2 separate regions of the Homo sapiens genome follow, and region 1 is linked to region 2. Evidence: chromatin loops called from intact Hi-C (ENCODE). Cell type or tissue: dorsolateral prefrontal cortex. All regions are shown on one strand. Each heading gives the region's core, and the rest is flanking DNA. Links, peaks and the distances in the headings are about the cores only.

What was found. A loop is a pair of places that touch in the nucleus more often than their neighbours do. Peaks named below come from ENCODE experiments on the same cell type or tissue, not always from the same donor. Only the 100,000 strongest peaks of a DNase experiment are listed, where the experiment ranks them.
Region 1: a loop joins it to region 2, with 2.6 times the contacts of the local background. A loop is called at or near these places in 1 of 110 quality-filtered maps.

The regions. Positions count from the first base shown.
Region 1 is chr3:114,803,092-114,807,505 of GRCh38, reverse strand. All of the region lies in intron 4 of ZBTB20 (zinc finger and BTB domain containing 20), which reads left to right. Among named protein-coding and RNA genes, the nearest start is that of MIR4796, 62 kb to the right of the region's middle. In dorsolateral prefrontal cortex, for the core only: no CTCF peak of the experiment used is centred there; no DNase peak of the experiment used is centred there; H3K4me3 peaks cover 418 bases; H3K27ac peaks cover 1,009 bases.
Region 2 is chr3:114,753,064-114,757,477 of GRCh38, reverse strand. The region is part of intron 5 of ZBTB20 (zinc finger and BTB domain containing 20); the gene reads left to right. Among named protein-coding and RNA genes, the nearest start is that of MIR4796, 12 kb to the right of the region's middle. In dorsolateral prefrontal cortex, for the core only: no CTCF peak of the experiment used is centred there; no DNase peak of the experiment used is centred there; H3K4me3 peaks cover 510 bases; H3K27ac peaks cover 286 bases.

The sequences.
Region 1 (4,414 bases), core at 102-4,101, 50 kb before region 2:
AAATACATGTAAGAAAGAGAGAGAGAAGCAAATTAGAGGAAAAAAAAAAGAAGCAGCAGCAGCTGCAGGGGAGGGGGAGGGGAAGGGAAAGAGAAGGGTTAGACAGACCAGCAGAAAGAAACAATCAGTGGCATACAGATTGGAAATTAAAAAGTAAAACTATTTATTTGCCGGCAATATAATCTTGTACATAGAAAATTCTAAGCAATGTACATACACCTCCCCCACCACACACACGAACTAATAAAGGAATTCAACAAGTTAACTGAATATAAGAAGAGATATTGTACAGAAATCAATTATATTTCTGTATACTAGCAACAAACAATGAAATTAAGAAAACAGTTCAATTCACAATCCTGTCAAAAAGAATAAAGGCGTTTTTACAGAAATTGACAAGCTAATCCTAAAATTTACACGAATATGCAAAAGATCCAAAATAGTGAAAATACTTTTGAAAAAGGAAAACAAAATTAGATAACGTACAATTTCTGGTTTTAAAACTTACTTTATAGAGTATGATATTGGCATACAGATCAATGGAATGGAATTGAAAGTTCAGAAAATTCATCATATTTTTGATCAATTAAATTTGACAAAGGTGCCAAGGCAATTTGTCATGGGAAGGGATAGTCTTTTCAATAAGCAGTGCTCTGTAATTGATGCTAGGATTATATGCGATATAAATGAATATTCACGAACCTAGGACTGTAAAAAACATATTTTAGTTCTTATTTCATATCCTGCACAAAAATTTAATCATGGGCCTAAATGTGAGAGCTAAAATTATAAAATTTCTAGAAGAAAACAGGAGAAAATCTTCATGACTTTGGGTTAGAAAAAGTTCTTAGCTATCACACCAAAAGCTTGATTCAATAAAATCCTTGGTAATTAGGATGTCAACAAAATTTAAAACTTTTGCACTTCAAAAGACCCATTAAAGAAATGAAATGACAAACCAAAGACAGGCGAAAATATTTGCAAGATTGCGATTTGCAAATCATAATCTGATAAGAATTTTTACGCATAATATATAAAGAATTCTTCAATAATAAAAAGACAAGCAACCCAGCTAAAAACTGGGCAAAATATTTGACAATTCACCGAAGTTATTCACCAAAGAAGATGAAGTCATGCCTAATAAGCACTTGAAAACATGGTCAACATTATTATTTCCAGGGAAAAGTAAATTAAAACCGTAAAAGACTACTTCACACCCGCTAGAATGGCTGTAATAAAGACAGATAGTAACAAGTGTTGGAAGATAAAGACAAATTAGAAGCCTCCTATATTACCAGGGGAGATGTAAGAGTATAGTCACTTTGGAAAGTGGTTTGGAAGTTTCTTAAAAGTTAAAATAAACTTACCCTTATGATCCAGCAATACCACTTTGAGGTATCTAAGAGGAAAAAAAATATGTCCACACAGAGACGTATTTTATGTGAATGTTCATGGCAGCATTATTCGTAACAGTAAAAAACTGGAAACAATTCAGATGTCCATTGGCTGATGCATGGATAAATAAAATGTGGTGTTATATCCATGCAGTGGAATAGTATTCATCAGTAAAAGGGAATAGACTACTGCTACATGCCACAACATAAAAGAATCTTAAAAATGAATTATGATAAGTGAAAAAGCTACATGAAAGAGATCACATATTATTTGATTGCATTAATAAAAATATCCAAAAAGGGCAAATTTATAGAGAGAGAAAATATTTGTTGTCTGGGTCTAGGGATTGACTCCCTAAGGGTATGAAGGATCTTTGTAGGGTGACAAAAATATTCTAAAAATGAATTGAGGTGATGGTTATACAACTCTAAATTTACTTAATGTCATTGAGTTATACACATAACAAGAGTGGATTGTATGTTATATAAGTTATATCTCAATAAACTGTTATGTTTATTAAAACTAAGTATAGAGAAACCTGGCAGACATTCTCCTAAGCAAGCGACCAAGGTTAACATACCCCGAGATATCATATACCTTTGATGTTATAAGAAGGGCACATCACCTCTTTTGTATTCTTCTCTAAAACCTATAATCCGAATCTAGTTACGGGATTGGACAAATCAAAGTTGTAAAAGGTTTCACAAAATATCTGACCACTAGTCTTCACAATTATCAGTCATGAAAAACATGGAATGACCAAGAAGTTATCACAGATCAGAAGAGACTGAGGAGACATGGCAATTAAAATGCAGTATGGTATCCTGGATTGGATTTTTGGAACAGAAAAAACATATTAATGGAAAAATTGGTGACATCTGAATAAAGTCTGTAGTTTAGTTAATAGTATTGTGTCAATATTAATTTCTTAATTTTGTCAAATTTACCATGGTTATGTAAGATAGTAACATTAGGAAAAACTAGTGAAGGAAATATGGGTACTCTCTGTACTATCATTGCAACTTTTCCATAATTCTAAAATTGTTCCAAAATACAAAGTTAAAATTTTAAAAAGCAAATGGAGAATTTATAGATTAAAGGATAATTATCGTTTGAATATAATGTGTACATCTTATTTAGATCCTGATTCAAACTAACCAGTTATAAAAAGAAAAGACCATTTAAAAGTCAATCATTTAACATGGACAGGATATTTAATGACATTAAAGAATTACTATTATTTTTGATGTGGAATGATATTAGTTATGATTGTCATCTTTCAGTAACACATAGTAAAGTATTCATGCATAAAATAATAAGCTATCTGGGATTGTCTTTCAGATGCTCTGGTGGAAGAAAAAGTAGGTGAAAGTATAATTGGAAAAACAATTGACTATGGGTGATGGGTACTGGAGAGTTCATTTTTCTGTATTCTGCCCTCTCTCATATATTTGAAATATTTTATAATAAAAAGTTTTTAAATAGTGGAAAGAAAAAAATACTAAAATAAATAATTAAAGTATTATAATTAGCCTTCTATGCTGACCACAAACAGGGCTGTCTCTTAAAAATCAAATCTGCACAATGTCTGAATAAATAAATTATAGAGAGATGAGTGAACTCTCAAAAGCAATCTGAGCAAGATACAGTCAGTACTGAATAGTTGGAAGAGCAATAAGAGAAGTGCCTGAATTAACATAGACCTCCTAAGCTGGAATGCTTTGTTGTTCTTTCCTTGAAGTTCTGTGACCTGGTGATATCTAAAACTCCTTCTGTGTGAGGATTTTAGAAAGTAGAATGTGGTCAGAAGCAGCCCTTTGTTCGTAGTCAATGGTAAGATCTGTAGTTCTCACCCCCCTTCAGGTTTTGTTTTGTTTTGTTTTTTTATTGACTAGAGGCTTTGTTTGTGGCCTTGTGACTTACAAGATAGGTTACTGCAATATAATGCATTTGCTACTTCTCTGGAAAGCCATTCAGAATCTTTAAGGAGTGCAGAATGTACAACTCTTTTGCTAAAGGGTCTCTGCCAGAGAAGCATTCTTCCGGATTTTGTATATTGCATTGATTACGGAGCTGTTGCTCAGTGCATCATTGGATGTTGACTGTAATCTATAAAGCCTTACATAGTTTTCTTCCAATTAAAGAAGTCTGACACTGGTGGTCAATTTTAATAATGACTGAGATTGATCTATGTGACTTAAAATTTTAACAGATTTTGGAACCTGAAATGTGAGAAACAAGTTTTCTTATTGATGACACATACTCTGAAATCTATTTTAAAGGTGGGTTCAGTGTACAGTAGTGAATTTGAATTAAAAAAAAAAAAAAAAACAGAAAGTTGAAAATAGACAAAAGTGCCAAAAATAAGGTATTTGTCCTGACTTTCTGTTCCTTCATCTCACCTGACATTCCCTCAGAATATTTTACATCCTTGATGACCAGTCTTTTAAGCAATTCTACCTGATAACCCCACTATATAGTGACAGAGTTACTGATTTGTTCCATGAGGAGATAAGAAGAGGAGCACTATTCATATCAAAGACAACTGGTCCTACTTCCAGGTCCATCTTTGGGCCAAGATATGTAGTCGCCAACAGTGAGTTGGCGACTATATTTTTTGAGTCCTGGCGCAAAGTAAGATCCATCTGTTTTGCCCAGCCGTTTGCCTGAGTGCCACAAAATGGTCCTGTTATTAGTCTTATTTGTGGTCCTATTTGAGGTTAGGTATAATGTAAATAAATTTCAGTTCTCCTCGTGATGAGTAGTACAGCATGGGAATTAAGAGGGCTGGTGTTGGTAGTTGTAAGTGATGTTGAGTCTCTATTTTTTCAATTGCTCTGTTTTCTTTGGATTGGGAAACAGACATTTAAGAATGAGTTTGTCATCTGGAAGGATAGTTGTGACCAAGTTTCCCTCAACAGGATACAAGATGTTATTTTTGAGCCTCATTACCCTCACCAAGAGAAAAAAAAAAAAGAAGGAAAAAGGAATAAGAAAGAAAGTGAAAGTGGAGAAGAAA
Region 2 (4,414 bases), core at 174-4,173:
TTATGAGAAATTGGAAGGACTCAAAAATTGAACCAGAGTTCTATGCAAGATTTTAAAAATACAGCACTCTGATTTTTAAAAAAATGTTTTGCAACCACCTACTTTTGCTAAGTATATCTTATTAGTCCTCTATGTAAGAATAGTATTATTCCACCTTTTTGACGTATGGTAAGTGAATGGCAAAGTATAGTTGAGTGACATGAACCTATAGAAAGTTAAGCATAATCCTTTCTCTCTGATTTAACCCACTAAATATGAATACCTGTGGAGTTTTAGACTTGTCATCAGTGAAACTCACAGTGACTTAGAGAAACACTATAAAATGGTGACTGCTGGAACAAAAATGAAGTCCAGCTGCTAGTTTCTGGGCTGTCTACAAATGAGTTGCAAGAGACATGCGGAGGCCAGACTAAAGAGCCCTTCTGTAATCCAACTGTGATGTAATGAAAGTATGAATCAGCTATTGGTTGCCCATGCTGAGGGGAAAAGCAACAAAATATTTTTTTAAAGTGAAAATTGACATTATTCCCAGGTGGTACTGTATTCCTTTGGTATCTGGAAGGATATGAGATTCAGAAATTAATAAAAGAACAAAAATCATATTTAAGTCCCAAGCATAGTAATATTTCACCTAGAGTGGTCGTATAAGGACATATCAATATGAATATAATTGTTAAAATGTCTAATACTCAATTAGAGTTCTTCCACATTACCTGAGTTTTACTAGAATCAGACTGAGACTGGCTGGATCATTCTCAGAGGAAAATATGCAAAGTAGACTAAACTTAGCCTGAATACAAGTTTTTGGTGTTGAGATGACTATCACTCTTTGTTGCTTAATGAAAAGTATTTACTTAAAAGAAAATAATACTGGAAGCAAAGGACTGAAATATTTGGTTTGAAGACTCTAAGTAAAAAATGTATGTGTATGTATCATGTATACTTCTATATTTGTTTACATAAAAATGTTTTCAGAAATATACACTTTATTAGGCTGATTAAGCCAAAACTTTTTTGTGTGTGTAATCGAAAGACTGAACACAAAAATTTTAAAACAGAACTGAAAGATGTCAGTCAGAACTGAATTAATGACCTGGGGCTGAAAATACCTATGTCAAATTTCATATGGATTTTTTCATGGTGGTATTTTAATTTTATATCTCCCTAAATGGAAGTGCTGCAGTCAAGTGAATCTATAGCCCAAAGAATAATGAAATATGTCAATTATTTTAGGTGGTTAGTTTTTATTTTTTATTTTGAGTACATGCGATGTAAATACCAAATACACATACATACATATGTTTTTGTTTTGTTTATTTGTCTTATTTACTATTTATTGCACCAATAAGGGAATTAAAATGGCTGACAATGAAAAAATAAACATAAATACATGATTGCAGCAAAATACATGAATTAGAAATAGGTAAGAAAAATAAAACAATAAAGGAAAGGATATAAAAATGGAGTTAGAAGTGAGGTCAGCATAAAACTATATTCAGTGAAGTGCTATACAGTTGCCTTTAAACTTTCTTGCAGCAAAGTTAAAGAGAAAAGCTTGTTACACAGTTTGTAACATCCATAAGCATAAGAAAATAATTTTCATTATTTGTCTTGAAAATGGCTTTTGAAAACAGCTCTTAGTTTTCCAAGAAATCAATGCTAAAGCAACTCCCACTGTAAAGAATTGAAGGCTGCAGATACCTAAAGGTCAGGTCGGAAGCAGAAGCAGTACCTTCCCTGGGACATGGATGTGGAAGTAGACCAAAGTAATCCCCTTTTAATCCCAGGGCATGTGTTTCTAGAGAGAGAAAAAAAGGACACCATTAACGCAGTAATGTTGGCAAGCTAAAAATGTGTGGAAAGTAGGGAGTTAAGGGGGGAATTTAAAAAAAAAATTTCATGTAAATAAATACATATATATTTTAGCAGCAAATCAAAGATTAGAAGGCATTCACTTTTATAATAACCATTAAAACATGTTATCAAATAAACCTCTTGAATCAATGTTGCTTTCCTAAATTGTTCATAAAACACTTCTGTACTGCTGCCATTCTTCTTCCACTTTTACTTTAAGCAGATTGTCAGTCTCTTTGAAGTTTTAAAAAGAGTCATTTCTGGCTTGAAATTTAATATTTCTCGCCCTTATGTCCTCCCTTGGTTCATTTTGAGAAGTCTTAGCAAATTGCCTATTCTTTTCACGGGTAATTTTGATAGTTAAGTCACATTTAATAGGCTAGTCTCTTCTCTTCGTATTGAAAAGGTGAACTGTATAGATTTATTATTATATTACCTTGTAGCCTAGTCCATGGTAAGTAGTCCAAGGACCAACTGTATCAGGATTACCTAGGGATTACCTATATCAGGATTATCTAGAGCACCTGTTAAAATGGAGATTCCTGAACCCCATTCCAGAATTTCTAAATCAGAAGCTCTGAGAATGTAGCCTGGATCTGCAGTTTAGGAAACTGCCCAGGTTAGTTGTGCATAATAAAGTTTGAAGTCCACTATTTTAAAATTGTGACTTTAAACATTTCTAGTATATGAGTGTAAAATAGTAGGATTTCTCTACAACAATCAATGAGGGTTTATTATACTGTATTAACACTAACTAAAACACTAATACATACTCAATAATATGTGATTGCCTGCTCATAAATCTAGAAACACCTAGATTAGACAAAACTCTGAATTTGTTTGAACCCCTTTAAGCCATATCTCACCATTTTAAAAATATTATTTAATTTTTAAGCTATCATTTATTAAGAACTACTATATACAAAGTCATATGTTGAGTCTGGGCACTAGAGATAAAAAGATGAATAAAAGAGTTTCTTGTCTGAAAAAAACTCATAACTAGAATAATTATGTTATTACTAGGATATTTTCTTATCCATACTAGGATAACTATGAATTGCCACATAATCTACTCTTTAAGTAAAACTCAAGGTTCCATATGGTATTATATCACTAAGTATACAGTTGTTGGTAGCAATTTTATAGAATAGGACCCTACTACAATTTGGAAGCTGCAAAACATAAGAAAACCCTGTAGGGTCTTCCTCCTCCCCACAGTGGGAGATTTTATCTCCCAAAACTAGGATGAGAGGGTATCATGGGGTCCTCCTGATTCCATTTCTCTCATCATTAATCAGTGATTTGTTGCCAGGATCCTTTTTGAGAAGAGAAGAGAAATGTGTGTGAGTGAATATACCAGACATTCTGAGAACTTGCATGTCTCTTTCTCCCCTTCCCTTCTGGTGGCTCAGCTGGCCTGTAAAAGATGCTGGAGCCTAAATGGCAGTGGCCTCCCCAGTTCGCAGGTGAGGCACAGTATGAAGGGGCCCAAGCACCTCTCACGTGGCACTCTTTGCTCCACAAGTTACAGCAGCGCCAGAAATTGAGTATCAACAGGCTAGAAAGGATGTATTGCACATAAAGGAATTAATTAGGTAGTGGTCTGAGGAACATGACAAGAGCTTGCAGTTTCATTGGTGATTGAAGTTTTCCTGGAAACCTTTTGGGAACACCTTTCCCCTTTGTTTCCAGAAAAATATAAGAAATACAGTGGAAACATCTATACCTTTTTCCTTCTTTTCGACATATATTTATTGAGGATGTAATGCCATGCCTTCTTTTATGGACTAGGGATACTGTAGTGAATAAAATAAAGTTTCTACTTTCATGAAGTTTATATTATAATGGGGTAGGAAAGGAACAAAATTACTTAATATAAAATATAAATGTGGCTGGGTGTGGTAGCTCACGCCTGTAATCTCAGCACTTTGGAAGGCCAAGGCGGGCAGATCACCTGAGGTCAGGAGTTTGAGACCAGCCTGGCCATCATGGCAAAACCCCGTCTCTATTAAAAATGCAAAATTAGCTGGGCGTGGTAGCACATGCCTGTAATCAAAGCTACTTGGGTGGCTGAAGCAGGAGAATCGCTTGAACTCGGGAGGCGGAGGTTGCAGTGAGCTGAGATCGCTCCATTGCACTCCAGCCTGGGGAACAAAGCGAAACTCTGTCTCAAAAAAAAAAGTGTGTGTGTATATATATATATATATATACGTGTGTGTATATATATACATACATGTATGTGTATATACATTATATATACATTATATATAATGTATACATATATACATTATATATACAGGTATACATATATACATTATATATACAGGTATACATATATACATTATATATACAGGTATACATATATACATTATATACAGGTATACATATATACATTATATATATAAAAAATATGCTTCATTTTTTAGAAATTGCCTCCTGTGTTCCCCATTACTTCTAATTATCCTCATATTATTTCATAATGTGTATGTATGTGTGTGTGTGTGTATTCCTTGATGCATTTGTAAAATCCTCCAGAGAAGAGACCAGTAAATTCAAGACA